3 separate regions of the Mus musculus genome follow, and all the other regions are linked to region 3. Evidence: chromatin loops called from intact Hi-C (ENCODE). Cell type or tissue: heart. All regions are shown on one strand. Each heading gives the region's core, and the rest is flanking DNA. Links, peaks and the distances in the headings are about the cores only. Region 1 holds the start of LOC115485644 (a small nucleolar RNA gene). Region 2 has its middle 71 kb from the start of Sh2d4a. Region 3 has its middle 150 kb from the start of Psd3.

Region 1 (10,731 bases), core at 1,492-9,491, 110 kb after region 3:
GAGGAATACCGAATGGCAGAGAAGCACCTGAAAAAATGCTCAACATCCTTAATCATCAGGGAAATGCAAATCAAAACAACCCTGAGATTCCACCTCACACCAGTCAGAATGGCTAAGATCAAAAATTCAGGTGACAGCAGATGCTGGCGTGGATGTGGAGAAAGAGGAACACTCCTCCATTGTTGGTGGGATTGCAGGCTTGTACAACCACTATGGAAATCAGTCTGGCGGTTCCTCAGAAAACTGGATATAGTACTACCGGAGGATCCAGCAATACCTCTCCTGGGCATATATCCAGAAGATGCCCCAACTGGTAAGAAGGACACATGCTCCACTATGTTCATAGCAGCCTTATTTATAATAGCCAGAAGCTGGAAGGAACCCAGATGCCCCTCAACAGAGGAATGGATACAGAAAATGTGGTACATCTACACAATGGAGTACTACTCAGCTATTAAAAAGAATGAATTTATGAAATTCCTAGCCAAATGGATGGACCTGGAGGGCATCATCCTGAGTGAGGTAACACATTCACAAAGGAACTCACACAATATGTACTCACTGATAAGTGGATATTAGCCCAAAACCTAAGATACCCAAGATATAAGATACAATTTCCTAAACACATGAAACTCAAGAAAAATGAAGACTGAAGTGTGAACACTATGCCCCTCCTTAGAAGTGGGAACAAAACACCCTTGGAAGGAGTTACAGAGACAAAGTTTGGAGCTGAGATAAAAGGATGGACCATGTAGACACTAGCATATCCGGGGATCCATCCCATAATCAGCTTCCAAATGCTGACACCATTGCATACACTAGCAAGATTATGCTGAAAGGACCCTGATATAGCTGTCTCTTGTCAGAGTATGCCTGGGCCTAGCAAACATAGAAGTGGATGCTCACAGTCGGCTATTGGATGGATCACATGGCCCCCAATGAAGGAGCTAGAGAAAGTACCAAAGAAGCTAAAGGGATCTGCAACCCTATAGGTGGAACAACATTATGAACTAACCAGTACCCGGGAGCTCTTGACTCTAGCTGCATATGCATCAAAAGATGGCCTAGTCGGCCATCACTGGAAAGAGAGGCCCATTGGACACGCAAACTTTATATGCCCCAGTACAGGGGAACGCCAGGGCCATAAAAGGGGAGTGGGTGGGTAGGGGAGAGGGGGTGGGTGGCTATGGGGGACTTTTGGTATAGCATTGCAAATGTAAATGAGCGAAATACCTAATAAAAAATGGAAAAAAAAAAAAAAAAGCATTGCTATAAAACAAGTGGTTTCACTTGCTGTTTTTTCCCAGACCAGACCGGTTTTGTGATATGGTAGGATGGATGGATGGGTGGATGGACAGATGCACTGTGGATTGGTTGATGCATACATGCCCTACATTGCTTGCTTCCGGGTTAGGGAGCAAATATTGGTCAGTTACTAGTAAGGAAATTTTAGCTATATTTGATTGAAGGACTGCATAAGGTTGATTGCATGTATAAAGATCCAGTGTTTAGTTGGTATCCTTTCTCAATACTCTGTTATCGAGGTTTTGTTCTTAGAGGTTAAAGTTCACTTATATAACTAATACACGAGCATACTGAAAATTCAACACATTACTGATAGATCAAGGTTTTCTTTGTACTCTGAATCTTCGGCCCTTTCTATCTACTTTTAGGATTTTAACCTTCTAGTTTCTTTTCTCCCTTTCCCTCTCCTCCAGAGCCATAGCCTCAGCCAGAGTCTATGTATACATATGCATAGTTATAAAATAACAAAAATTTCTCATATCTAAGACACCATGGGGGGTCTTTTGAGAAAAGTATAAGGTAATGAATGATATCTTAGATTTTTTTTAAAAAAGTATTGTCTACTTTGGTCATTCTGAAAAAACTTTGCCTTCTGGATTGCGACTATGTTGGCTGGGTTATTGTTTTCCATACAGTAGAATTATACTCCAGTGATGCTACACCCCTCACAGTTCTAATTAATTTGCTCTTAAAGCACATTAAGGATTTGTAATCAGATTCATACCAAGAATCTTTGGTCGCAAGTTAATCAAAGCTATTAATTTCGTTTAGCCATATTTTATTATAATGGATGGTTATCAGTACAATTTGTAGGAAATTTTTACACTTTGTATGGATTTCCAAAGTTCATTTGTAATCGAATTATTTGGAGCTCTGCTTTTATTTTTCTCTGACATAAGTCAGGTTCCTTATTTCTAGCATGTACAAGCAAGTCTTAATACATCTCAAGAAGATTTGGTAAAAATATGTTCGTTGAACCACACCTGTCTTAGTTATTGCTGTGATAAAAATACCATGACCAAAGCAACTTGGCAGGGAAGAGGTTTATTTGGCTTACACTTCCCTATCATTGTTCATCATTGAAGAAAGTTGGGACAGGAACTCACACAAGGTAGGAACCTGGAGTGAGGAGCTGGTGCAGAGGCCATGAAGGGGTACTGTTTACTGCCTTGCTTCCCATGGCCTGGCTGGGCCCTTCCATCAATCACCAATTAACAAAATGTCCCACAGGCTTGCTCACAGCCTGATCTTATGGAGGTATTTTCTTGATTGAGGTTCCCTCCTCTCAGGTGACTTTAGATTATGTCAAGTTGATATAAAACTGTGTAGCACAGTATCTTCAGTAAAACATGACACACTTTTAAAAGTCTAAACCTGGGAAGTATAATTTATCACATTGAGTGTGTGTGTGTGTGTTTTCTATCCATCGATGCACAGGTCAAATGAATAAACCTCTGTTCTCAGAAGATCTGCAGAGTTAAGATGGCAGGATTGGGGTGAGGGTGAAGTTGGCTGTATACTTTATAAAAGCTATGAGCCATTTATTCTATCTGTGTCTAAGAGCATTGACAGTTTGCATTTACATTTTGTTCTTTAGCTCATGTACTTCTGTTGACAATTCACTGTGGGGATAACTTGTCTTAGGTAGCAAGGGTTGTTTCTCCAGTGTTGTCACATCCCTTGCATTGGATGATTCCAGAGCAGTTTCATCTCTGTTATTATTACTAACAATACAAATGTAAAACCATTGATTAAAAACAGTGAACGGCTTTAAGATACTCAGAATAAGTAGGAAATGCTAGCTTACCCACACATGTGTCCAGGTTCTTAGTGGTTGTAGCTTGTAATGCGGAGGTGGATGTGGCTTCAAAGGGACGGACTTTGCTCTATGTCCTCAGCTACACTGCTGTCTCTTAGGCCTTTTAGAACCTTTGGTAGCTCCAGAATGAATAGGTATAACTCAGACTTCAGCATGCCTAAGAGGTAGCCTCAGGCGTTCGGTCACAGTGCTTGCTAGTTCTCCAGCAACTCTCCTGGTAGTTGGGTGTAGTTGACGTCCCAGATGGTTCATCCTGGTGCATTTGCCCACACGCTCCCCACTTAGCGTGAGCAGTGCATAGAAGCTCTGCCCCAGGATGCCTTGCTCTGCCTTTGCTTTCTTAAGCTCAACTCTTGGCTCCTTTGTTTCTGAGGGTGAAGTTGATGACTTCTTAAAGCCTCAGGGAACAGCATGGCATTCCTGAAGTGGTGACTGGACAAATGGAATCTGAAACTTTTAAAGAAGATTCTTGAAAGAATCATCTGCTTAAAAAAATTACACTTTTTTTTTGGAAATTATTGTCAAATCATAGTTGTGTATACTTGCAGTTTTGTGAGGAAGTGAAATCAGCCAGGTGTACATAGAAAAAATAAATACTGTACATTCTCACTTTTATGTGAAACCAAAAACAATTGAACTAATAGAAGTAGACATCAGAATGGGAATTAAAAAAGCAGGGGTGTTGAGAACAGGACAAAAGAGTCAACTCCCCCTCTCTGTTACCCACCTTCCAGTCTTGCAACTGCCCCCCCCCAACATAGAAAAAACCTTGTTGTGGAAGTGTGGTGTGTCACAGTGTGTCCCACAGTATACCTTTTGCCCTTACTTCTTTGCTTGCAAATGTTACTGCAATGATCCCTTGGTCTGGTACGAGGCTTCTGGCTTCTGTTACTCTATTAATGCTGGAACCTCACTAGGCCTCCTCTCAGATAGGCTGTTGTTGACCCTGTGTCATGGAGGTCCTGTAGTTTTGGTTCTGTAGGACTGGTCCCTTTATACACTCCACCAGTTCATCGATGGGGAAGATGTTGTGGTGGGCCAATTTCCTTGATCTGGGCTTTACAGCCCTTTGGCTCTCCCCCTTTCAGGCCCTTGGGGGTTGGCTCAGCAGCAGCCCCTGCTACCAGGGGCAACTCTACCCTGATGCCCGAGCAAGGTGCAGGGTCTGCTCTTTCAAGTGCTGCAGCTGGTTAGGGGTAGGGCCAGCTCTCCTGCTCTAATGACCTCAGGGCCTGCTATCCTGTTTGCTGTAGGTGGAGAAGGGTGGGACTGGGTATATCTCTCCCTTGCCTATGCCCCTGCACAGCAGACAAGTGGCAGGGTCAGTTCTTACATGTTCATGACTACTCATCACACCTTCCATTCTTATTACACACCCAGGGTCAGCTCTACTGTGCTGCCCAGGTGAGGTGCAGGTCCCACTCACCTGAGTGCTGTAGCTGGTGAGGGCCACGGCCAGCTCTCTGGTTCACTCCCACCACAGTGGGGCTCTTTTGCTCTCCAGCTTGCTCCCTGTCCTGGGAGCATCTGGGCCTTCCTGGCGCTGCATTGGTGGTTGTCTCACTTTCAGGGAATGTCAGGCTACCATCATTCAGCTGTTCAAAGGTCAGAACACTGAGCTTAGGCACAGCCTGTCTCCTCTCTGCCACCTACTGACACACCGGTGACACAGCAGCCACACGTACAGTGCTTCTAGGGGCAGGGTTGGTTTTTTTGTTTGTTTGTTTTTTTGTTTGTTTGTTTGTTTTTGTTTTTTAATTTAAGGAAGAAATCGCAAAGATGGATGGGAAAGGGATGGGAAGATGGAGAAAGTGATTATGGGAAGAGTTGGAGGACTGGGTGTGTGTGCATGTCTTTAATAAAATACATTAACTAAAATTCTCAAAGAACAAGCAACGAAATTATTAAAATTCAGAAAACAAAATTCAGAAAGTATTTACTCTTAACAAGCATTTTGTTTCTTAGAAGTTTAACCCTTGTGGCTTACAATAAATGACTTGTATGTGAGCATTTACTACGAGTGGTAGTTTGTGTCTTTGTACAGCTAAAGCCATACAGTTGGAGGGAGCTGCTTGGTGCTGTAGGTAAAGTTACTGTCTCAAAGCCCTTTCACCCCTTTAGTTGTTTAAAAAAGCAATCTAAGCAACCTACGGGGAGCAAGCTGCTACGCAGTGTTCCTCCGTGATCCAAGCCCCAGGTCCTGCTTCTAGATTCTGGCCATGAGACCTTGCCAGTTCCCTTCATGATGAATTACAAGCTGTAAGAGGAAATAAGTTACTTTTGGTCATGGTGTTTATTACAGTAATAGCAAACTAAAATAATAAAACCTTACCAGGGCAGTTTGAAGAAATGATTTTATTAGTGAACTACTAATGTAACTTTTAGTATTTAACAGAAGTACCCACATAATAGATTTTGCTATCTATATATTTTTAAAATAAAATTTTGATAAGCAATTCATCTAGGCCACGAATAATGAATGTTTACCTGAGTCTTGGTATCATTTTTGTGTTCATTTCTGTTTTTCGGACCTAGTGTTCTTTTTGGTGTCCCTCTTTGCCTCAACCATATAGATGCTGTTTTGGGGGGAGTTTCTTACAACATTCTGTGCGTATTGCTTGTTTTCAGTGCCTTGCCACTTCCTGTTTATTAAATAATACACTGAGGAACATTTATAAACATCATAGAGTCTCCTTGAATTTTCATGGGTTCTGATTATGCTGTTGGATAGTCCCAGCATTCCTTGCTCATGTAGCTTAGCATAGGGTCAGGAGCATCCACTGCATGTGGTGTGGATGGATGGCTCTAGAGTTCTCCTTGCCAACCAGGAGTCTAGCAAGCAGGTTCAAAATTTTAAGAGTATTTGTTTTGATTTTCTAAAATGTGAACCTTAATTTCGTTTGCTTTATTTGTGAATTTTAATGTATCAGTACATAGACCCAGAGCTTGAGGCAGCCAAAAAAAAAAAAAAAAAAAAAAAAAAGGTAAGTTTGGGCAGGTAAAGACAGATAGGTGAAGTAGAGACTTGACTCACTGGGCCTGCTCATTTGCTGGCCAAGGCCCACCCATCAATCATTACTAATTGTGAAATGGTGGGAAAGGCGGAGGAGGGGATATTGTGAGCTAATAGTATTTGGTTGTTAATTTTCTTTTAAAGCCTTTCTTTGAAGCTCCCCAGCTAGTGAGCTAGACACTTGCCATTTTAACAGAGCAAGCTGTGAGGAAAACTTGATTCTGGTATCTTGACTTTGTTTTATAGAAAGCTGTTTTAGACGAATGCTTAGCATCTTATCTTCCTAACATTTTATACCACACTCTCAATAAACAGGTAAATGAGTAAAGGATTGAATAGTAAATAAAGAAATGAATAAATAAATAAAGCAAGCTTCTACTGTCTTACAGGTTAGAATTGTATCCAAGGTAGGTTCAGTTCCTTGCAGAGGGAATATAATCTTCACTCTTGCAAGGCAATTGAAGCAGGTCTAAGCTAAGGTGGTCAGTGGAAGGTGTGTTTGGGTCTGTGACAGGCTTATTTTCATATGATTTCTACAGCTTTCCATGCTTGTTGATAAAAGGTGGTGTGGCTGGGCTGTGTTTGGAGCTTCTGCCTCCTCTCCCCATTGGTGCACAGGCTCTGATTTCCACCTCCCTCAGGGAGCAGCAGAGTGTCCATTTGCCCTTGGCCCAGGGGAGCTGCTTTCAGGAAGTTGGCATAGTCAGTAGACAGCAGCTGGTAGGAAAATGAGAATGGACCTCCAGGGCTTTTCAAAAGGGCATGGATTCAGGTTTGTCTCTTTTGCTCACACTGTTAAAGAGACTGGCAGCCAAGCCGGCAAAAGGGCTAGCTGAGAGGCAGGGTTACCGCTCTTTGCACCTCTTCCGACCCTGTGGCCCCTTTCCTGCATTAGCCCTTTCTTTTGATGTTCATCTCTTCAGTCTCAGAAGTGAAGGATTTAGCCTCTCACTTCCTCTACTGTTCTCCTGGATGCTTTTAGCTTCTCTTGAGAGGCTTCCTGTCCCAGCTCGATGTCCTTACTGACTTTGGGAAGATGCAGTTAGCCTACTGAGGGAAAAGGGAAGAGTTAGTTGTAGGGAGTGGTTATCCCCTTCTTCCCAAGCACCAGAGTTTGCTTCTCTGGAGACTCCAGGAGATAATGTTTCCTTGCACTGCAGATGCCCTGCTCTGCTCTGGATCCCTTCCTTCACTGCAAAGCCAGGAACATTACCATCTTTTCTGTGAGCCCCTCTTGGTGGTTTTTTTTTTTTTTTTGTCACAAAGTTTCTGTCTGGTGTCTCTCTTGCTTCCCCAGGACACTTGTCATTGCATTTAAGGCCCACTTGAATCATAGAGGAGAGTCCTGCAACTTAATTTAATGACGCCTGCACTCCTCTTTATGAGTTTAAACACATGACTCCCACTCCCCTTCCTCTGGTCTGAGTACGGATTGAATTTGTTCTTTGCTTCTCCAAACTTTTGATTTCTCTAACCCTAACCCTAACTCTTAGATTATTTGCTTAAAAAGTATCATGGCCCTTTTCATAATTACATGTTTATAATTTTATATATAAACGTTGCTGTCTGCGGAGTCCTATAAGGATACAGCCCCTCATCCTTACTGCTATTCTAGGAACGGGAACACCTCGCGCTTACAGTTCTGTCACTGTGCTGCAGTGAGAGCAGAAGCTCTGGCCTGGGTGTAGACCAACGTTTCAGTTCACGTCTGGCCATTTTGTTTGTTTGTTTGTTTGTATGTATGTATGTATGTATGTATGTATGTATTTATTTATTTATTTGGCCCAGGGACCATTCCCAGGAAAGAGAGGTCAGCTTAAGGCATGCTAAAGAGATAGGTGGAACAATTTGACCATTTCTTTTTCCAATTTTTCTTCCTCCAGAACAGTAAATCTAGCCACATAGAAAGTATCCAGGAAAACCTGATTTCCCCTTTCCCTCTTTATCTGTTTCAAACATGCTTTCTGTAACCCGTTGGACTCTCCCCAGCATTTTGAGCTTCCTTATTCTTTCTCTAAATTCTCCTTCCCCACCTTGCTTGCTTCTTGACCTCTGTGCTAGCTTAAATGGAATGCTCCCCCCACCCTCCCCTCTCCTCCTCTGGGCTGCCTCTGCAGTTTATAGCTGGGCTGCCCTGGGGGTTTTCTGGCAAACTCTAGTAACATTGTCTTTGAGCTTCTATTTGAGTCCATTCTTAGGTTCTTCTGGTAATGATTTTAAGAACCCCGAGAGGGAACCTTGACTTACCATTTGTCTACTCTAGACAACGTCTCTTTTGCCTTTGCTTACTCCAGGTTTCCCTGATGTATTTGCTAGGCTCTTAACATACCACAGACTGAGTGGCTTATGCAGTAGAACTAAACTGTCTCCTGTGTTTAAAAATCAGCAGTCCATGACTATTGAGTTGATACTGCTGAGGTCCCTTCCCATGGCTTCAGATGGCACCTTCTCCCTTTGTCTTCACGTGGTCTTTGTTTTGGCTATCTCTCTGTGTCTCTCATATTGTTTTCTTAGAAAGTCACCAGCTACCTTAGTTTAAGACCTAATCTGCTGATCTCATTGTAATGACCTCCAAATACAGTTGTGGTTGAAGTCAGGGCTTCAACATGGGTTGTTCAGAATACAGTTCATCCAAGAACACCTAACCAAGTGTCTGCAGCATCAGCTCCAATCTTCAGCTCTCTGACGGCAATTGTTGGTAAGTGCACACAGTACCCTGTTGCACACAGTACCCTGTTGCACACAGTACCCTGTTGCAGTGGACTCAGCTTCTGCAGATAAAGGGAACAGAAGGGATTAAACAGGATTGAACGTGGACGTGAATGTTGGAATTAAGTGTTGGCTTAAAGGGAGTTGTGAAATATTATTTTTATTATTTTCAATTTAGCTTTTAATCTCTTCTGGCCCAAAGAGCTCTGGAATACTCAACTGACTCTCAAATCATATTGAAGTTGAGATAATTAGAACAATACAGTGCATGGTGCTGCTTTAGGCCCATTCTCCTTCCCCTCCACCACTCCTGTGGCCCCAGTCGTTTTCTGCCCACTTCACTGAAAGTGACTTTTACTTATGAAGTTTTCTACTTTGTTTTCTTTCCCCTCCCCTATTTTGTAGCCAGACAGAAATTTTATATGATGTTTTTATTGTGCCTTCATTTCAACTATGTTCTGTGACATGAGGTAGAATTTGTGTGTCTTCTTAGTTCCTAAAAGTTTCAGATTTCAAATTAGAGATGTACATTGTAATACTGGCTTACCTACTTCTTAGCCCTCCTGAGTGCCAAGATCAGGGTTGTGTCAACAAGTCCGCTATCCAGATTCTTTAGCGCTTTTATATAGCAGGGGATCGGAAGTCCAGACATTTATGTTAATTGAAGAGTAGCAAAACTGGATTTTAGTCCTGATCACCCAAATCAAGTTATAAGTCCTTTACTGCCTTTTAAATTACATTTTCGGGGTCAGGCTTTGAACCTAGGCCCTCATGTATGCGAAACATGCACGCTAACTGCTGAGCTTATCCTAGCCCCTATTCTGTATGCTTATCGAAGAGATTTGTGCTCCTAAGTGATTGTGATAAATCAAAAGGAGTAAGTTTTATTCAAGGAGTAATACAGATTGAAAAGCGTGTTACTGAATCATGCATGTCTTTAATCAAGCTGATTATCTCAAATACAGTCGTTCAGAGGTCTACAATTATTGTAGAGCTAGGTGAAGATTTCAAAGCATTAGCATGGGGAGAGCAGAATCAGCAGAGCTCACAGTCTCAGGATAATGGAAGGCAGGAGAGTGCGTTTTATTTCACTTAGCAAAGCGGATGGATATTAATGCCTTGACTTCAGCCTGGATGAAGGTGTCCCCATAACTGCCAAAATATGGAGTGCTTTGTTAAATTGAGACACTTTCATCGCTGTTATTTCTAGATAGAGCAGCCCATAAAATTTTTTTTTTTCTTGTGTGAGAGTCTGAGTATGCTTTGAGTATGCTGCTTCACTCTCAGCTTCAGAGCCTGCGAGTCTAGGCACTCAAACTGTGGTCCGCTCAATATCAGATCAGACCTGCAAACACAACAGGACGACTGCCAGTTGATTCTTACATACAATAACATATGAAGAGCAGACCTATCAGGAGCTGTGCTGCCGGCCGTGTGATGCCGGACCACCAGCGTCACCTGGAATATTGGGAGGAAGTGCACATTTTCAGGCCCTGCACTAACTGAATTTGAAGCTCTTGTGTGCATTACAAGAAACATTTGTTTTAATAAGTGCTATGGACTATTTTAATTTGTGCTGAATGTTGAGAACTCCCTTGTATCAGTGTATTTTAAACAGTTTTGATCATGATATATGGAGAAGTATACTTTAAATTATGACTGTGTATACTCACTGGGCTGGGTAGTTTGTATTACCAACTTAAAACAACCAAGAGTCACTTGGGAAGAAAGGGGAAGCTCAATTGAGGACCTTTTTGGTTGGGGCTGGAGAGATGGCTTAAAGGTTAAGAGCAGTGGGTGTTCTTCCAGAGAACTTAGCTTCAGCTCCCAGCACCCACACAGTGGATCACAACCATATGTAACTCCAGCTCTAGGGGATAATGCC
Region 2 (10,731 bases), core at 1,100-9,099, 85 kb before region 3:
CCACTAAGGAAATGGTTTCATTCCTAAGTGTCTAAATTCCCCCTCTGGCTTCAGTAGATGTAACAGAGGGGGAATTGCTATAATAATTTATGGAATATTCCCAAGAGGCAAGATTTAAATGGAGAATCTACTTTCATATATAGCTTTCATAGCTTACACAGAGTGCAAGCTAATCTTAATTTTAGACTTCCAAAAACTCCCCAAAGTGCAAGATTTTTCTATTACTAGAACCTCCCAGAAGGCTAGGTTCACAGGATATTTTTTTTAGATTTAAATCCCAATGTGACTCTACCTAGATCTTGCCGGCTATAATTTATATAGCTTAAACTGGTGGTCATTAGGGTAATGTGTGGCATTGAGCTCTGGGGTTTATAGGCATACTATAAGGAAATATACTATAGTGCACTTAGAATCTCGTAGCTGAGCAAGAAAAATTAACACACATAATACAAGAGCAAATATGATGAGACAGACAAAAATCAAATTCATAATTTGAAGATCATGAAAACAGAAATGATCCTAACTGCTACAATATATGGTATAAAACTAGATATTGAAATGACTCAAAGGTACAGATACTAATGGATACAGTAGACAACATTTTCTTTCATCTGTATATCATTAAACTTGCCAAAATGTTGTAACACATATTCAGTTCTTCCTAGGTTCTTACAAGGGTACACAGGGCATTATTATTTGCATATGCAGAAATAGGCTTGATGGAATTTCTTACTTTCCCCCCTAATCACCCAGCAAGAATGGCCAAGAGAATTGAACTCAAGTTGCACAACTTTGAATGTAACAGAAACTCACTCTGTTTCACAGAGTAGATAAGGTATGAACTGTGCTCTAAAGGATTAAGTAAAGCTTAAAACATAAAGCAAGAAAAACCATGTTGGAATGAGATGGAAATAAAAGGAAGACAGGAATCTGGGGATGGGATTGCAGACAAATAGACAGCATAGATGCAAAGAAAAAAATAGCAGGAGATGTGGCACTTTGTGTGGTGATATTTCATGTAAGGTTTCATAGAAGAGTCGTAGAGTTTTGAAACAGAGAGCAAACTAACAAAAGATGGATCTGAGAATGGAGGGCAGAGAAGACTACAAAGCAGGTCCTCGAGGTCAGCTGGGTGATTTTCATGTGTGACACCAAGGAAGAATCTGGAGAGTGGTAGAAGGAAATTGGAGTAAATGGCCTTACAGAACAACAGTTAAAAGGGCAGGACAGTGTGTGAGTACAGGGGCTGAAGGAAGTGGAGAAATGAACCAAGTTCACGTGCTTTATAACTAGCAGGTAAACGATGTGTTCTTTCTGGGTCTCTCAGGAAGACAGATGTGATAGAGGCAAGAGAATCCTAATGCAGAGGGCGTAGAAACCTGGTTCACACCTAAGACTGCTACATGAACCCATCACAGCTAATGAAGAAAAGCAGTTTTAGAATGGCATGAAAGATGATGCTTTCAACAACATTATTTACAATTTCAAAAAAAAAATTGGAAAATATCTAAACGCTGTGCAATGGGGGAAGGGTTAAATCAGGAGTATTGTGATGCAATTAAGACTGTATTAGACGATCTCTTTAGCTCCTTGGGTACTTTCTCTAGCTCCTCCATTGGGGGCCCTGTGATCCATCCAATAGCTGACTGTGAGCATCTACTTATGTGTTTGCTAGGCCCTGGCCTAGTCTCACAGGAGACAGCTATATCAGGGTCCTTGCAGCAAAATCTTGCTAGTGTATGCAATGGTGTCATCGTTTGGAGGCTAATTATGGGATGGATCTCTGGATATGGCAGTCTCTAGATGGTCCATCCTTTTGTCTCAGCTCCAAACTTTGTCTCCGTAACTCCTTCCATGGGTGATTGTTTCCAATTCTAAGAAGGAGCAAAGTGTCCACACTTTGGTCTTCGTTCTTCTTCAGTTTCATGTGTTTTGCAAATTGTATCTTATATCTCAGGTATACTAAGTTTCTGGGCTAATATCCACTTATCAGTGAGTACATATCATTTGAGTTCTTTTGTTACCAACAACATTATAAACTAACCAGTACCCAGGAGCTCTTGACTCTAGCTGCATATGTATCAAAAGATGGCCTAGTCGGCCATCACTGGAAAGAGAGGCCCATTGGACACACAAACGTTATATGCTCCAGTACAGGGGAATGCCAGGGCCAAAAAAATGGGAATGGGTGGGTAGGGAAATGGGGGTGAGGGTATGGGGGACTTTTAGGATAGCCTTCTAAATGTAATTGAGGAAAATGCATAATAATAAAAAATATTTTTAAAAAAGACTGTATTAGATGACTATGAGGGTGTAAATGATAATAGTATAATGGTGGGTGGCAAGAAGAAAACAGATACGAAACTATCTACATATCATGGAAGGGGTGGGCATAAATCCCACCCACCACCAGCAGAGGCACTGGTAGCTAGAGGAAGGGGAGAATTGGTTCCTCTTAATGTTGTGGCCTCTGGGAAGTCTACTATGCTCAGTGGTAAGCTGCACATGCAAGAGTTTGTGGACAGTACAAACTGAGCTCCGTGTATTGTTTTGTTTTTTTAAATGACATGAAGTTGGGAGGGCAGGAAGTACAATGGATGTTGAAGGAGCTTAAAAGAGGTGAATATGATCAAAATACAATGTATAAAGTTCTTAAAGAACTAATAAATGTAAATATGCACAATAAACGTGTGGATAAAGCAAAAGGCTGGTTAGAGCAGATGATTTGGGTGCTTCTGTGACTCATTTATATTATATTATACATGTCTGAAATTATGAAATACAAACTTTCCATAATGAGCCTTTATTTAGCTTTTATGGTGATAAAATATTTAGGGAAAACAGTACTCAACGTCTTTAGATTTGTTAGGTTTCAAAGCAAACAGCACATAATGAGTAGAGAGCATAAATTCATTTCCCACTGGCCTTCAAAAGCTGGAGTTGAATGGATGGATTCTGAGAAATGGCAGAGAAAGAGAGGTGACCTCTATAGCAGATGGAGGATACAGCTAAGAAAGGGGAATTCAGCGTAACATAGCAGAGATGTAGCTTTGACTAGCCAGGGACCAGCATTCTCTTCAGAGGCAGGCTGACCTCTGGGAGCTGTTTACAGCTCAGATAAATAGAGAATCAACTCCGGAAGCAGATAAGAACACAGCTATGTCCCAGATGCAAACAATACCTCACAAAATACTTGAGGGGGCTCCGCTAACCTCCGGAAGAGCTCTGCTAGAATTCCTGTCCTTGCCGTCAGGACAGCAAACACTCTAATGCATGTGCATTACCGAATAAAACCAAAATCATCCATCCAGGGGCACCACAAAATCTCTGTGGAGTTAATGTCGTCAATTCATATTTAACAGAAAATATTTCTAAGAAACGAGCTCACACATGAGCCTTTGGGAAAATAATTGAAAGGCAAAATCATGCACATCTTTGATTATTGATGCTCATTCATGAGGACCCCTGTTTCCTTCCTGTTTGGTGAGCCGCTAACAGCGCAAAGCCACCACTCATCTGAGGGACTGCTGAGCTGTAAAACTACCACTGGACCTCAAGACTTCCGTTAAGTGCGCTACCTCGCATGACCTTGCACTATCCAGCCTGAAGTGAAAACCATGGCAACTATCTCTGACGGATGAGCACGCCCGACAAGGACAAGGGGAGCCTTCCTCTTGATGTGGCTTTTATTTCACTTATTTTCAAGCTCCTCCAAGTCGAGAATTTTTCTCCAAATGTTTCTTTTCTTCTCCCTGTCTGCATTAGCCCTGCTCCTTGTTTTGAGGATGCTCCTTCCAAATGTAGCACACCTCCAGGAAAAGTCCTGAAGTAAAGTTTAGAAAGAGTTGTGGTGTGGCCCTTCGTTTTTCTTTCGGGTCTGCTTGTTGAAGTTTTCGTATGCAGGTTTGTTCCCCATTTCCTTGGCCATGTTCACATTTGAAAGGAAATTATGAACACAGCTGTGAGTGGAAGAGCCCAAACTCTTTGCCAGCTAATGTTCCTGATTCCTGCAGGATCTGTCAGGTTCCGAATAAGCAAAACTGCTCATGTAGAGGTGGAGGAGTTTCCCAGTTACGAGATTTTTATCCCCATTGGGGGCTGTGAACACAAACACAGTAAGATTGCCTGCTTATCTCTCCACACAGGAAGCAAGCAGGGTTTGGAAAACAAAGCCTCATGCTGATTGTAACCTTTTAATAGTTGAACCTTATATATACTATGTTTGCATCTTCAAAATGTCAAAGAAGTGAAGGGAAACAAGTCCTGGGCAGGATATTTGATCTGCTTTATAGAAATGAAGTAAATGTAAAATGGGTTTTTCTACTGCAGCTCTCTGGCACTGCAGTTTAACTAAACCTACTGTAATCAGAGTGACATCGGGAGCTCCGTAAGAGGCCACTGTTTGTCTAACTTTAGCTAACCCGTGCACTTCCTGGAGTGTGCTTTGGGTCGTAGCTGTGCGAGCCAAAAGGTCCAGTTACCCTCTGGCTAGATTTGGACTCCTCTTTCTCTATCGCTCTCTCTTCAGAGGTATCTCTTTCTGCATTTAGTACTTCTGGTTTTAAAAAAATCTTACTTCATTCATAAATTTATATAATCAGAGAGCTAACCAAGTCGGTTCTATCTATGTGAAAGAAGGAAGAAAGAGGTCCTGAGTCCCTTTGCAGTTGGGGATTCCTAACTTGCTTGACTGCGTGTACATTTCACACTATTTGCTTGACAAGGGAGCCAAGACCATGTGTTTCTCATTCACGACTTGGTGTGCAGAAGAGGAGGATGGCGAAGAAAATAATCTGAAGATTTTTGAGGAGAGAAGAGACCGGGCTTTCGCTCTGTTGTGAAGTCTGCTGAGATAAACAGCCATTCACGCATTCTGCATTTTAAATTCCAGGCACAGCCTGAATCCCAAAGAGGAACTTCTCCAAGGAGCTGGCAGACTGAGCCTGGTAAGTCACTGCTGCAGAGTGCCACTCTCCCTCCGTGGGTGGGGGTTGTTTGAGTCCTGAGAAGTTCTATCTTTTCCATATCCAGGATTTTGTAAAGCCAAGAGTTCTCACACGGTGACAGAGGAGCTTGGGGACTTTTTAACTAGACTGTTTTGGCAAACGTTTTCCTTCAAAGGATCATAAAAAAATATTCTTGACTTTACCATCCTCATTCTACCCTGCCATGGAAGTCAAAGTTTCAGTGGCCTGACAAGATTAAGAAGGTTAATGATTGCAAACTATGCCGTTCTTTCAATATATTCTTAGATGTTGACTCTGGGTACCTAGACTTTTTATGGGCATATGTGTGAAGGATGGCATTGTGTATGTATTCACATGTGTTTGCGGCGGGGGAAGTACATGTACAATCTCATGTAGAAGACAACCTCAGGTGTCAGTTCTCAGGAGCTGTCCATCTTATTTTTTGAGACAGAAACTTGAATAATAGGTAGCCTTGTCATCAAGCCCCAGTATCTGCCTGCCTTGTTCTTATCTACTAGGGTAGAACTACTAGTGTATGCCACCACACTTGGCTTTTAAATATGGGATCTGGGGTCAAACTCAGGTCTGTAAGCTTTTTTTTTTTTTTTTCATGAATTTATTTATGCATTTCACATCCTAATCACTGCCTCCTCCTGGTCTCTCCCTCATAAATCCCTCCACCATTCTCCCTTCTGCTCTGAGAGAGCAGGACCTTCCTGGGTAACCCACGCACACACTCAGGCACAATTGTCTCTGAAGGACTAGGCTCATCCTGTCTCACTGAGGCCAGACAAGGCAACGCAGGTAGAGGAATGGATTTCACAGACAGACAACAGCTTTGGGGACAGCCCGTGCTCCAGTTGTTGTTAGGGGGATGGCACATGAAGACTGAGCTGCACATCTGCTACATATGTGCCAGGGCCTCTGTCCAGCTGATGTATGCTCTTTTGCTTGGTGGCTCAGTCTCTGAGAGCCCCCAGGCATTCAGGTTGACTGGTGTCTTCCCGGGGTTCACAAGCTTTTAAAGGAAGCACTTCACTGACTGAAACATCTCTTCTGCTTTGGTGGATATTTCTTTTTTAGAAATCTTATGTCTATCTTTTGCCAAGAAATTCAGATACACTAATAAATTAGATAGAAAAGAATTTTTTGCTTGTTTGCATTATGTGATAATGGTGTCAGTGTTAAAGAGATAAAATCATTGAAAAGCATTCAGTTGTTGATAAGTCAATTATAAAGAAAATTATAAGTGATAGAAATATGAGACCAAGATACCATATATATTTTAAGCTGGGAATTTAAAGTTCAAAAGCAGAATTGCAAACAAAAACAGAAACAAAGCAAAACAAAAAAACAATAAAAACCCACAAAGAAACCTTTCTTTTCCCTATTTTTAATTCCTTGTAGCTTTACAGTCAAACCCACTAAGTTGGCTTTTATATGTCCTTTGTCCTCAGCCTGCCAACCGAGAAATATCTAAATGTGAAATTGCTGAAGTTTATAAAATACCAAAAAGAAACTTGTTAACTAGACATATCAAGTATCCAGTCTCCATGTAGATTAGTTGCCAACAGCAAGAAATGTCACTGATGAGCCACCTCATAAAATAATGTAAGTTTATAAATAATCAGGAAAAATAACTTGAAATAACGCAACCTCGCATCATACCATGTCTGGTCCTAAGGCGAATAAATATATGATTCATGCAATGGATAGCAATACTAGGAAATTCCACTGTGTAGAATGGAGACACAATGCCGGCTTACTATCTCAACCACAGGAGGGTAAGAGGACAGGATAAAAGACAGGAGAACCAAGAGCACACCAAGGCTGGCAGGGCTAGGGACTGATTGGTAGACTTCTGTGGTTGGGATAGTTCAAGTTTCTTAAGAAGTGTTCTTGCACCATCAAGGAATATTATTTTTGTCTCTCTCTATCTGGAGGTTTTCATTTCCCTGAGATGGGGGGAAGAGAAGGAACCCCCTCAGCTTCTTGAGGGCACCCTTTGTGCCCCAAAAGAAGGAACTGAGATTCTCAGGATGGGATCCTAAGAAAGCCAGAGCAACACTAGGAGTGTGGGGAGGCTTTTGTGTTCTAGAGGGTACATCCTTGAATAGGCCCCAAAAAACATGAGAATTTCATGAAATTTTGTGAATTTTAGAAACTAGAAATTTAAAACTTCTGCAAAGGAGCTTGCATAAGTAGAAGAGAGAAACTTTCACAGTAAAGCTGCCTTTGAAGCCAGGGTTTCCTTCAGACATGTGCCCACATATCTCTGAATGTTCATGGTGCTTTATAGAAGTGGAGATGGAGAAAAGAACAAGACTGCAATTGGGTTAGTTTGGGTGAACAAGCATCTTGACTGTGAGAGGAATGGATGTTTGCTGGGGGTCACTCTAAGATGGCAAAATGAAGGCACAAGTGGAGAATCAGAATCTAGGAGCAATACATTAGAGGAAAGAAAACTGGGTGGTATGTGATGGACGACTGAAGATAAAAGCAAGAGGGATATTGCATTCCAGAAGTGAAGAAGGCACCAAGAGAGCCAGAAACAGGTGGACAAGAAGGCCCTGTGATGAACTGAACTGATTCTGCTGTCATTCTGTCTGTACTCTGGATAAACAAGCCATGGTTATGGTGACTGAAAGGTAATACAACAGCATAGGTAAACAATTAGAGACATGGTTAGGAAACACAGAATTTATCTCTTGTGCTTTCTAACTTTTAATATATATGATATATATGATATATGATACATGGATGATACATGATATATGGTATATAATATTTAATATATCCTAATTTCTGGATCCATTACCTCGATCCTGGGTGCCCACTCAGTGTTGCACTGGTAGTTTTAAGTGTCAACTTGATACACCCTGGACTCACTTAGTAAGAGTCTTAATGAGGAATTATCTAGAATAGGTTGGCCTGTGTGCACGTCTGTAGGGAATTGTCGTGTTAATTGATGTAAGACCCAGTCCATTGTGGGCAGCACTGACCCCTAGGCGGGGAATCCCAAACTGTAAGAGAGGAGAAAACTAGTAACAAGAATGTATAAATCTTTTCTTTGATCTTGACAATGGATGTGCTATGACTAGCTGCTTGAATTCCTGCCATGATTTCCCTGAAATGATGCACTAGAACCTGCAATTGTTTGCCAAACGACCCCACACCACACCAGAAGGAGAAGAGAAAACACCAAAGCTTCAAGATGTCCATTCCCAAGTTTGAAATGTTAACAGAGTGAGAATCTGTGTCCTTAGCAGTTATAATAAGCCAGGGGTGGCCACACATTACTGGTAAGATAATTGAAAGAGCCAAATTAATAGTGAAATACAGAGAAAGAAGTTTAAAGAAGTATAGGTGCACTGGGAAAGGAGGCAGAAGGATTCAGAGACAGGTACAAGCCGGCTTCCAACTCTCACAGCCTGTGCACCTGTCCATCCATCCATCCATCCATCCATCCATCCATCCATCTCTCAAGGCCTTACATTGTAGGGTTGGTGGTTCCGTGTCTGCTCCACCACAGATCTCAGTCGCTAGGAGAGGCTGGACACAGGAGTTCTGACTGCGATTACCTCAAGAGGTTGCCAGGCAGGTGTCAGGCTATGGGAAAGTCCCTGGACACCGCTTCAGGGGTTGGGGAGCACCTCTGGTATACGGGTAGAGCTGAGAACAGAGTGGGGCCCATGGGCTAGATTTAGCTCAGAGCCGAGGAGGAAAGCAAGAGCATCAGCTGTCCCTCGGGGATGAGTCCTTGGCTTTTTGGCGGGCTGGCTTGGGTTTGGGCTTGGTGGTGGCCATGGTTGGGAGAAAAAAAGAGGCCTTCTATGGGAGATTAGATGGCAGCTCTTTAGGCAAAAGTCTTCTCCATTGCTCCCCACTGAGGATCCCGATGAAAAGAGACAGTCCATGGTTTTAAGACATTTATTGTCATGTTGGAAAGTGGATGAGTAAAACCATACCCCACTTCTCAGGGCGGGCCTGAGGTTAAATAACTTTTGCAGGGGGAGTGTCTGGGAAAGAAGAATTTATTGGCTAAGCCTCCAATACCTTTAGGTACTTCATTAAAATGGAGATCTGTCTGAGTCTATGTGACCACAGGTCACATCCTCTACCTGTGGAAGGGCTTAGGATGTTGCCCTTACGTGACTGATGGCCAAAAATCTATGGAGGGCTGCAGCATCGTGCCAGGAGACTGGTTCCCTACAAGCAAGACCAAATGCCTTCCGTCCCTTTAGGGTCACTGGGGTTTCTAGCCCTAGTTCAACCAGGAACCAGGCTTCCTTTCACAGTCCTACATTATATCAGGGCAAAGTTTAAACAGAAGGCAAGAGAAATGCATAATTAAGCAGCTGGTCGCTGACCTACAGTTGTCTAGGCTCCAGAGTGTCCTGCAGGGTGGGTTGATAGGTCAGTTCATTGCTATCCTGAGAAATCCCTTTCCTGGAGACAGGTTCTCCCTCTGGCTAGCCTCAGGTGTCAGTCAACCTTTTTACTCTCCCAGCATGAAATTCAGGGGAAAAATTCCAAGAAAGTCTGAGAGCCTTGTTTCAATAGTCCAGATAGCAAGAGATAGGTGTTTAGAATGTCCTCATTCTTTCTAGGCATGCTAGTTACAGTCTGTTATAGGTTTTCTCTAGGTATGTTGGATTCTGACAGCTGATTCTTCAGGAGAATACGAGGACTTTAATATGATTTCAGAAATACTCCTTTGGGTACCCCCAGCTAGATTCTATTAAAGTGGACGCTGATTTTCTTTGCCGTCATCTTCAACATCTTTCCCCTCCACACTTTTGACTGAGGCCTATTATACATCCTTTTTGCCCAAATGAAATAGGGACCCTAGAATCAGGCTCAAGAAAACATTTGTAAAAGTTTTGCAAATGATCCTTCCCACTCTTATTTATGAGCACTCACTGACCCAAGGAAAAAGTTTGCATCCGTACTCAAGCATTGACAGAAGGTGATGTAGTTCCGACATCATCCTTTTCTTCTTCAGCTGCTCTATGATGCAGAGGGTCTAGCCTCTGCTGAGTCCTTTGATGGGCTCCTCTCACACTTGCCTTATGATGGACAAAGCATCTCCCCTCCTTTCCAAAGGGCAGGATGAGAGAGGTGGGGAAGCTAAGCTTGGTAAAACATACCGTGCCTTCGTGGGCTTTGGAATTTGGTAGTATGAGGAATCTATTCTTTTTCAGCATTTGAGGAAACACTGAAACAAAACCAGCAACATCCAAATAGTTAAAAGCAAGAAATTACTAAGAGTAAGAAGGAATGACCATCAGATATGATAAAGATATACCACAAATTTTTATAAGAAAAAAATCATCTAAACAATGAGTCCAATATTGAATGTGTGTGAGCATACATGCTCCTGCTGGCATATGGATCTATGTGAGTGTGTGTTGAGGACTGAGGTTGAAAACACTTATTTTCCTTAATCACCCTCTAACTTGTTATTTGAGATCTTTCACTAAACCTGAAACTCACTGATTTGGCAAGATGGCCCTGGCCAGCAAGCCCCAGGATTTTCCTGTCTCTGTCTTCCCTAAGCTAAGATCAAAGGCTACACTCAAGGACAGCTTATTCAGTGACCTCTTCTGACATTCATGTATCAAATAATAGAAGCTAAGGTCACATAAACTTCTTTGAGCCCCAGGTTTTAGATAAATTTTATCGGCTTATTAAGGGTGCTTCATAGAAAAAGGCTAAATTGAAATACTGTTTAATATTAGAGATGAATTTTTAAGTAGTTCAT
Region 3 (10,731 bases), core at 988-8,987:
AAAAAAAAAGGAAAGCCACTCCAGCCAATATGGAAAGAATATGCATGAGGTTGAGGAGTCATAGAACATGATGTCCCCTGAGACTTAGGAAGGGATGTGTGAAATTTTTGCTTTCCTAAAAGACTCTCTCCAAATCTCTTATTTCTATCCATGGCAAATAAAGTAGCTCCTAGATGTGCTAACATGTAGCGAATCAGTATGGAAGGAGCAGCTGTTAGAGCCTAACAGACCTGTGCCTGTTTCATCTGCATCTGCTTAATTTCTGCATCATCTGCATCTGCTTAATTTCTGCATCACTTTGGAAAAGCAGCTTTATCTTCTGCAGTCTGCAATGCAGTTACCCTGTGATACAAAATGGAATACATGCCACCTTCTTGGGGACATAGGTGATGGAGAGAGGAAGCAGGCCATTGAGAGGTAGTTGTGCCACTAGTGGGAGAAAGGAGAGAGTGAAGGAGGGAGAGAGAGAGAGAGAGAGAGAGAGAGAGAGAGAGTCCTTACCCTCTCCATCACGTGAGACTGAAGTGAAAAGTCATCTGTCAAGAATGTGGCAGCACCCTGATCTTGGACTTCTCCTTGAAACTAACTTTTTAATTATTTATAAGTAACCGATCTATGACATTTTTTAAATAGAAGACCAATGAGACCAAGACAGTAGCTATGGTCACCATCATTATCAAGTTGCATCACTTTAACATCAAAGTCACTAGAAGAAACTAACAGTATCTAATACTGGGGAAGGAAGCTCTAGTCCTAAAGGAGTGTGAACACACTGGTAGAGGTGGGGGGAGGGTGTCATGAGCGTGAGCTGGATATCCTGGATATCTGAAGCTTTCTTGGTAAGGTGTGAGTAGCAGCACTCAGTGCTGCTTCTTGCATTTCTGACTTCCTACGTTGTATCTTTTATTCTGTTCCCACACCCTATGCTCTTGCTGCCTGTTCCTTTACCTTTTCACAGTCCTTTACCCAGCACCAGCTCTGCATTGTCTCTCTAATCACTTTCCAAATATAATTCTTTTATCCTTAATGATGGGGAGTTTTCAAGATACTAGCTTCCCAGATACTACCACTTTTGGATCCTGCCAAGTTATAAAAGCTCAGCAAAGCAGACTCAAATTGAGCTGAGGAACTCCAGGGGGTTCCAATAGAGGTAAGAACACCAACAGGGGACACTACCCTCTGAGAAAATTGATATGAACTGGGTGGCACAATATCACTCCTTTGAGTTGAAATGGAATGCAATGTTTCTAGGAATGCTTGGTGTACTGGCTAGTTTTGTGTCAACTTGACACAGCTGGAGATATCACAGAGAAAGGAGCTTCAGTTGAGGAAATGCCTCCATGAGATCCAACTGTAAGGCATTTTCTCAATTAGTGATCAAGGGGGAAAGGCCCCTTGTGGGTGGTGCCATCTCTGGGCTGGTAGTCTTGGATTCTATAAGAGAGCAGGCTGAGCAAGCCAGGGGAGGCAAGCCAGTAAAGAACATCCCTCCATGGCCTCTGCATCAGCTCCTGCTCCCTGACCTGTTTGAGTTCCAGTCCTGACTTCCTTTGGTGATGAACAGCAGCATGGAAGTGTAAGCCGAATAAACCCTTTCCTCCCCAACTTGTTTCTTGGTCATGATGTTTGTGCAGGAATAGAAACCCTGACTAAGACACTTGGGAAACAAACCTAGAGAGTATGAGGCTTCCAGGCCAGCAGAAGCAGGACCTGGGGGATCAGACACAGAAAGCACAGGCTGAACACAGTCTACGTGAGGTCTTCCAGTTAGAAAGGGATGCAACGATCTGGGCCTGGATGGAGGGATCAGTTTATGTCTTCACTAACTACATGGCTTGAAGCAAATCACTCCATATTCCCATACATTCTCTGTATCACCAGTGGCCATTCTGCCCACTTCAGAAAGTTACCATGAGTTGAAATGAGGGAACAGTGTACTTCGATACTCACATCCTCCCTCTCCATCATAGTTAAGATTCTAGAACCTTATTAATTTTCTAGAATTGTAGAAAAGAAACCATCACCATTAGAAGAGACATAGTGCCATTTAAGTTCTATGGCACTTCTATCTACATTGTGTAAATCCTGAAATGGTGGCAGGAAAATAGGAAGCTGGCTTAGAAACCTTTCAAAGCAATGAAACCACAGCACTTCATAGAAACCACAAAGAGTTATTTAGTTTACAAGTATAAATAATATTATTTATTATAGATGAGAGGTGGAAGCAGGAATATTGAGAGTCTAAGGTCATCCTAGTACAAGCTTAGACCATTTGAGATCTTGTCTTAAAAAAATAACCCTAGTGTATACATAGAGGGGTGTGTGTGTGTGTGTGTGTGTGTGTGTGTGTGTGTGTATGCACCTGTGTCTGTGTCTATGTATTACAACACATCACAACACAAAGACTATATATATAATATATATATTATATATAGTTTTTATATAATATATAATATATATACTGTATACATATATATGTATAGTCATATATATATGCATCATACATGTATTATTTTTGTACTTACAAATTATTCTTATATAGATTACCATATCTGATCTGTAAAAGAGTTCTGTCAAGTGGGAAGGATAGACATTTATTTTGCTGTTTTATAAATAAGTTCAATGAGGTTCAAAGTGAATCACACTTAATAGATGTTTACTCTGAAACTCAAACTTATGTCTCCTAACCCCAAATTCACTGCTGACTCTCACCAGTAATTCCTCTAGTTTTAGAGTCTTTCCTGTCTTTTCAGACAGAAAGCATAAAAATATGTAAATGGCTACCTAATATAGGCAAAAACAATACACATGTGCTCATTTGTGTATTAGGATGTATATATCGACATATATTATATTTTAATTATTTTGCTACATGAACAAATTTCTTCAAAGCTTCAAATGTATAGGTACATTCCAAGAGGAGCAGCTAATAGTTACTGAGAATTGGTTGTGCACCTCGTACTATTTATTTAATCCCTACATCAATAGCAAACTTGTAAACTAGGAATGATTAGCTAGTCTTAGAGACAATTAAAAGTTTTCTTTAAGTGGAAGGAAGAGTTGGAGAAACGTTTGCCACCAAAGTTTTATCTTTTCAATCAAAATGCTATTTATATACAATAATAACCATGATTTCTCTGTTTCTTACCCCCTACTTCTTACCCAGGACCAACACTCCTTTAGTAGACGCCCCCCACTCCGATATTTAATGAATTCTTGTGAAGGTTTCCTACATAGGCTTTCCAAGCCAGCCCTCCCTTCAGCTCCTGACCATCATCTCTTTCTCTGCATTTCCCATATTCCAGCTCATACAACTTAGAATAGACATATTTGTCACTGCTACAATAAGTTCACAAATTAAAAGGGCCACTGATAGCGCTATCTGGGTTCCCCCAAAAGCCTCTTTAGGATCCAAATGCACAGGGCTGGGGGTGGGGAATACACAGACTCTAATGGCCTCTCAGAAGTCCCTCCTCTCAGTCATTTCAGCAACGTTTGAATTTGGGGGGGCAATACATCAAACTATAATATTTAATACTTTGGCCTGGGCCACGAGACCTACCAGCATGGGTCCCCTGAAGCTACTGTAGCCCTTAAAGCAAAGCTTCATGAAGAGTCCCAATTGTTCAAAACTGTCTCACTTATACAGGCAAAGGAGACTGAAAGTCCATCTCAATGTTTGCTGAAAGTTTCATTTATAAACCACATACCGTCTTTCAGATCATACTCCAAATCACAGGAATAGTCAAAATAACTTAGGATTAATCAATAGAAGGAACAGTTAAAGGTAAATAAGTGATTCCATTTGGACATAGGTGTGGAAGTCTGTCTTGATTCACTCACACACACACACACACACACACACACACACACACACACACATCTGTCACTTGTATGCTGTTCTCCACCAATGTTTGCTTTTGTGACTCTGAGCAGAGTCCAGTTCTCCAGCAAACACAATTCTCTGGCCCTCAGCCCATTGAAGAGTCCCCCTGGGTGCTAAAGGTGTGTTGTTTCCTTCCACAGACTGATGGTAAAGCCATGGGGCTGAGTCATGTCTGCCTGCAGCTGCTGAGACACTGAGGTCTGAAACCCTGGCGAGGACTGGCTCTGCTCCCTTGGAGGAAATGGCCGAGCAGCCTCAGCCACAGCAGATGAAAACTTCCTTCCTTTTCATCCAGCTGCAGCCCCCACCAACCCAAGCTACCCAAACTCTCCCCGCCCCTTCTCCAGCAACCGCAGTCGCAACAGCAGCCCCAGGGGGCCTGGAGGAGGGACACATTTTCCCAAGTCCCAGAGCAAGCTTCTTCTCTGCTCCCTGGAACTTCAGATGTACGCAGGGCTTAGCTCCATCGCCTTCGAGTCTCCTGCCCGGGGAAGGCCCTGGAACACTGAGACCAGCTGCTTTCGATTGCTACTCACTGAAGGAAAAGAAGGAAGAAACAGAGAAATCTCAGAATCTGCATGTAAAGAGGAGTGGGGTTTGTGGATCCCCACATAGTAGGCGTTGCCTGGTCCCTGCTTCTAGGAAACTTGGCCTACCACAACAACTGCCATGTAGGCTTGCTAGCCCAGCTCCTACACTGAATGATAGAAACAGCAGTCCTTCCATAGGCTGGAAGCACCGGCCAGTCATTTCTGCCCACGGGGACCTGTGGGATATGGACCCAGAAGCCAGGAATGCCATCGAATTCTCAGTTCCACAAAGCACCCTGTCCTATGCAGCTGACAGGGGCAAAAGGGCACTCCAGAGGAGAGGGACTGTAAACCAAGAGGTACTCCCAAAGAACTGTGAAGAAGACATAGGTACCACAGTGCTGGCAACAAGGGCACAGCTCTTCAGATATTGCCCCACCATTCAGATCAGCCAGAGTTGCCTGGCCCCACCTGCTGCTGTGCCTCTCAAGGTAAGAACCTGGGATTCTCTAGATTTTGGAGACAGGGCACAGAATGGAAATTCTGACTCTGTGCCACTCTTGTAGGTCACCTGTACCTCAGGAACGGAGGTGCCTATCCGCTACAGTACTCTTTTGGCTCTTCCCAGCCATTGATAGCATCCTGTGCTAAAGCAGACAATGGATATCAGTTTCTCAAGATTTTTGCCTAGGAAGGTTGAGTAAGGGAGGGCATACTTTATAAGACAGGAGCAGAAGGAACTACAAGGAGGTTCACAGACAGGGGATGGTGGTGGGGAGAGGAGCCAGCCATTATACTAGCTGTTTTCTCACGTCTGCTAATTCTCATAGCCATTCTCAGAAATTGGGGTTGGAATTTCTAGTTTCAGATATGAGAATTAAGGTGTGGCTAAGCTGAAATCCTCTCCCTCCTTTCAAAAAAAAAAAAGACTAAAAGCAACCCCTGTTTTTAAGGTCTTGCTGAGGAAAATGGGGAGGGGGCTTCCGTGGGGAGTGGTGTTTTTCAGAACTGAAGCACAGCCTTGGAACACTGATCCCCTTAAACATATGACGTTTAGAGCCCACATTCACCTGCCTTCGGTCCCTGGCACCAGGTGGATGATCAGTCCTGGACACGAGTCTGTGTCTCCATCAGGAAGTGAGAGGTGGCCCCATGCGGTATCCAGGGTACCTTTGGGCCCTTGTAGGCTCTCCTCTTGATCATACCCATGCTGTGATGTATAAGTTCCTGCATCTCTGGACCACCCTTCCCATTATGCTATCTCATGATGTCCATCCTCTTCAGTGAGTTCAAGTGCATCACTTGAAAGATGGGTGAACAGAATTTAAAAGGTTTTTGTTTTGTTTTTTTTCCGTTTCCCAGTGGTGTGGTTGTCTTGTTATACTGTACATTTGGAAAGTGTGGATTGGGTAAAACTGAGTCTCTATGTGAGGATTAGTGGCATGAGCTAGAAGAAAGGTGTGCTGTCTGTAGAGGGCGGACATGAAAGGAACTGTCAGGGAAGCCATAGGAGAGTTCCATGAAATTCACAGTAGCCTTCTGAGAGCTGGGAGGTGGCCAGCTCCATCTGGATCCTGTGCCTGTCTCCTGACTGCTTTTGCACACGACCTGCCTTATCGTTGCTCTTTCAGTCAGAGAGCCTACAAAGTCACAATTAAGGATGAGTCCAAGTTCTCTGTGGGCAGAAGCAACTGGAGCATACTTCCTTAAGAAATAGCTCACATTCCATTTAAGTTTTTATATCTCTCTTCCTGCAGGGATTTAGCAGACAGGACATTTGTGCATCCGAGCCCAATCTCTGGATATAGGGTCACACAGCAGTTATCTATGGACTTTGATTCTGTTCACCGCTGATTTTCTTCCCTCTGGTCTTTGGAACATAGGCCCAAGCTTAGGATCTGTGGCCAGTTCTCTGGGGAAAAGTGCTTTGGAAGTTGGCCCAAAAATGTGGGCCAGCAGTAGAAGTCTTATTTTCGATTCCTTAGTGAATGGACCCCCACCCCCACCCAGATATTTGACCTACCTAAACTAAATGTATGGAATTCCTAGGGGGAATGGATATCTCAAGTCTAAGTCCTAACTGTAAGAAAACCATCAGAATAGAGCCTCAGTTTCCCCTATCTTGAAAGCAACAGTATCCCTTGTTTTGTAGTTGTTATACACAGACATTTCTGTTCTCAAGTACCTGTCTTCATTTTTTAAAATCTTGTGGCACTAAGCATTGAACCAAAGGTCTTTCCCATGCTGGACAAGTACCATATCACTGACTTACAGCCCTAACAGTAGATCTGTCTTGAGGGGAAGAAGAGGAAAGTCAAGACAAATGTGACATTAAGGAAGACTAGAGAAGGGATGGAGTGTAGGCAGTGTGTTTCCAGAGTCCAGTCAGAGAATGGGACTACGAAAGCTTATCAGAGGAATTGTGAAATCCATTCCTTCAGATCTACAAATCCCTTAAAGGCTTTACAAGTGTCATTAGTCAGGTGGTCCAGCCTCAGGCTATGTGTTTGGTGGTGGTAGTTGTTATTGTTGTATTGCTTGTTTGTTTGTTTGTTTGTTTAAATCAACAAAGATAGTTTTTCCTATGTCCAACCCTGGTTATCCCTCATCACCCACAATATGAAATATTCTGCGAAGTGCTTAGTATTTTCATGTTTGAGAATTTACCTTTATGAACGTACAAAAACTGATTTAAGCAATTTCTTGTTCAGTCAACTACAAAAGGTAAGACCCTGATGACTCACAGTGGGATCTTATAATTGATGTAGTAAAGAAGAATACAACAATTACATCTCAGGTGATTACATATAGTAAAGTCCTCTCATTCCTATGTGCATGTTGAAGAGTTGAGGTCCTTGTGTCAACTTTCCCAGGGAAAACAAATTGCATATCAAGAATAAGAAGTTTGCAGTAGTACAAACAGCCAAATAGATTCTCTTGAGGTTTCAGCCCCCAGGCTCTAGAGTGAATGTTGGCATGCATCCTCTGACTATAAGGAATGAGTGCAGCTAATCAAGTCACCTGGATCGTCAGTTGTAGGATGACTGGGAACTAGTAAAAAGAAGTTAGTTCTAGTCCTCTCACTCTGTGACCTAGACAGCTTCCATGTGCTATTCTCCCTGCTATGAGAGCATTCCCAAATCCTAGATAAGAGACGATGCTTTGAGGATTGATTAGCAGTTTGGTAGGGCCCACAGCTAGGATTTGGTAGCTTAGGACTGTCAAGTCATCTACCCAGAGTCCAGGTTTCCCTTAGCCTTGTTTCCTGACCTCTACAGCTGGAGATATTCTAGTGGAAGGTAACCTGATATGTCCTACAGCCTTTGATTGACAACATACTAATTTCTGTGGTGGGAGAGTGGGTGAAGAGCTGAGAACTATCGAATCTAACTGAGCATTGCATCACTCAGCACCACCAGCTGTCTGGGTCAGGAGAAGGTGGGACTGTGGCTCATGGTGATGCCGGCAGAGTTCCTTCACATGCCCGTGGCTATTCTGGAAGAGTAAATTAGGAAAAGTCCAGAGTCTATGCCAGAGCCTGCCCTCACCTTGCCTTCTACTCCATGTTATACTGCCCCTTAGTGGAGGACAAGGAACTGTGCACATTACACCCAAGCTTGGGGCTAAAGACACCAAAGGATAACAGACATTATTCCCAAGAGGGTATGGGAAAACCAACAACTCAATAATCATTTCTAGAGTTTGCAGGTATATAAAAATTAGTATTCGTATCTTACACGTCGTATTCTAAAATAGCAGTGACTATGTGTAAGTACAAAATTCTGTCCCCCAAATACCATTTACAAACCCCACAAAAGGTCATCTAAGTTCAAGTTTCTCAAAAACCAGAACTCTCTGGGGCTTGTTGTTTTGTTTTTGTTTTTGTCTTTGTCTTTGTGTTTTCTCCCTTGCTCTCGCACAATAGGAACTCAATTCCAATCAGCTTTCTGAGTTTTCTTTGCCAGCTTCTAGGAGGGTTCATGGTTTAGGAAACAGCATGTGGATAAGCAAGACAGACATGGGAATAATAGAGGTTTAACCAGCACATTCCAATGACAGAAACAGAAGGCAGGAGATTTTCTAATAGTCAGAGCCTGTCATAGGAGACTACAGGAAATAGTTTTAACTCTGTACTTTTATATCATTAGTCCTTGAAATGAAACCAATGTTTCAACTACAAGTGTATAAAGCACACTAGATTTTTGGTAGAAAGTTTTTAATCAGATAAAAGGTAATATGTGCTGGAATCCAAGAGATTAAGAAAAGGAGTAAAACCTAAATTTTAAAAGCTCTGGTTCTGTCAATAAAGCTAGCTCATGTCCTGGGCTCTCTGTGGGCTTTGCAACTCTGTGGTAACTATGAATCCATGAATCTGGAAAGAGAAGAGAAAGTGCTTCATGAGATAAAAAACCAACACAATTTCACTTCATCTAGTACACCTTATTTGTCTCTAAAGATTCATTATCCTCTCAGATAACTACATTGTATAAAAGTTCCCTACAGAAAGGGCATACCTTTCTATGGGAACACTGTGGCTCCAGTGTGGAGCTAAAAGTTGTGTGGAGCCTCAGTTCCCATCACAGAATGGCAGGGCCTGTGTTGCCAGCTGTCAGATCCTACACTGATGTTTCTTTTTCTGACCAGATTTTAGCTAGAATGAAATCACTTTGAAGACCGACCCCTGAGCCTTGGACTATTTAATGCCCCAGGAAATTGTCATTTCCCTTCTCTGAGAAGTATTCCTTCCTTCCTCAAGCTTGGTTCATTTTTCTGGCCTGTCATAAGTTTAGAGACTGTTCTACCCATGAAATGGTACCGTAGATTATGCTGTCTCTATTTTAATCTACCTTGGTGATTAATGCTGAATTTTAAGAAGGAATTTGAACAGAGAGAAAGCACGCACAAGTGCTCATATAGAAATGTTAGCAGTGACAGAGCTAACTGTGCAGTGGAGCATCCCTTTTAGAAGATTCCGGTGTGCAGAAGACAGTGTTGATTCGATTGCAAGGTTTATTTTTAGTCCATTTCATGCTACATTGATTTTGACAAAGATGTCATGATTTATTACTTGAATAAATAACGGTTGAGATAGCAGAATGGGTTTCAACTTTCCCTCCTTCGTATCTCCATGACAACACACTCTCTTCCTCACTTCCTTTGACATTCACACAAAGTTCTTTGGATGGTTGTACGAATGCTATCATCTGTAGAGTAATTACACAAACCTCAGTGTTTCAGTCTACCTACAGGAAGCAACGGGCAGAATACCCAGGGCTATCTTATAGCTGTGTGTCCCTGTTACATGGGGAAAAGCAACCAGACTGGCATCTGAGACCTAAGGGTTCTAGATTTCTTTATAATTCAGAGTAGCAAAGGGAGGGCAAATGCCTTCATTCTGGATCCCAGTTCCATGGCTGCTCTGTGAGAAGATTAGACTGTCTGGTTTGCTTTCTCCCCTTCCAACTCCACTGATCTAAGACAACCCAGTATTAGAGCTGTAGTCCTTAGGGGCACATCTCCAAAAATCCATATATATTGAGAAGTCTCTCTGTGTTAGAAATGACCCTTGTTTGTACAATCAGATGTCTCTCCTGCCTGCATTAGGCACAAATGGCAGATATAGGTAGGTAGCAAGCTTAATGAATGTCCCCAATCTCTTTCAGAGTAGTACAAAATTACAATGTAATTTGCACAAATATCTTGTCTCATCCTCTTAGATTTTAAGGACACCAGATTTTATGACCTCCAGAAAGATTATTTTGAAATCATATCTTTGGGAGCTAGAGAGATGGCTCAGTAGTTAAGAGCACTGACTGTTCTTCCAGAGGTCCTGAGTTCAATTCCTATCAACCACATGGTGGCTCACAACCACCTGTAATGGATCTGATGCCCTCTTTTGGTGTGTCTGAAGAGAGCCACAGAGTACTCACATAAAATAAATAAATAAATCTTTTTAAAAAAAAAAAGAAGAGAAAAGAAAGTATATCTTTGAATTAAGCACTATGATAGCATCAGCTGTGGTTCCACATACCTGTAATCCTAGCAGTAAAGAGGTTGAGGCTGGAGGACTGCTTCCAGTTCAAAGCCAGCCTAGGCTACATAACAATAGCATCAAGAAAACAAAAGTGTAGCCTCAAATCATTTCCCTGTTCTGCTGTTTTGATTTGTAAATAAATGAGTTTCCTTATTTGGGCGCTAATTATTGAGAAAAAAGAAGAAATTAAAAAGGAAGAACATAACTCCTCCTAGGTATGGTGCAGAAAAAAAAATGTTTATTATAGATAAAAGGGAGAGCATAGCCAGAGGCCGAGACAT

Evidence for each region. Hi-C counts contacts between places; a loop is a spot of excess contacts. Peaks named below come from ENCODE experiments on the same cell type or tissue, not always from the same donor. Only the 100,000 strongest peaks of a DNase experiment are listed, where the experiment ranks them.
Region 1: it touches region 3 in a loop (1.9-fold over the local background); 7 of 42 quality-filtered maps call a loop at or near these places.
Region 2: a loop joins it to region 3, with 5 times the contacts of the local background. A loop is called at or near these places in 11 of 42 quality-filtered maps.

The regions. Positions count from the first base shown.
Region 1 is chr8:68,004,436-68,015,166 of GRCm38, reverse strand. Gm15991 (a long non-coding RNA gene) reads right to left here. Exons shown (of 7, transcript XR_003947558.1): 5 at 4,551-8,908; 6 at 3,113-3,577. It overlaps LOC115485644 (a small nucleolar RNA gene), which reads right to left and starts at 4,827; the gene lies at 4,697-4,827. It also overlaps a transcript of Psd3 not described here. In heart, for the core only: a CTCF peak has its summit at 4,782 (motif pointing left); no DNase peak of the experiment used is centred there.
Region 2 is chr8:68,199,764-68,210,494 of GRCm38, reverse strand. It overlaps a transcript of Psd3 not described here. Among named protein-coding and RNA genes, the nearest start is that of Sh2d4a, 71 kb to the left of the region's middle. In heart, for the core only: CTCF peaks have their summits at 2,401, 3,197 and 4,389; DNase peaks (open chromatin) are centred at 3,144 and 3,574; H3K4me3 peaks cover 2,000 bases; H3K27ac peaks cover 668 bases.
Region 3 is chr8:68,114,924-68,125,654 of GRCm38, reverse strand. It overlaps a transcript of Psd3 not described here. Among named protein-coding and RNA genes, the nearest start is that of Psd3, 150 kb to the right of the region's middle. In heart, for the core only: a CTCF peak has its summit at 8,015; DNase peaks (open chromatin) are centred at 4,154 and 6,004; H3K27ac peaks cover 859 bases.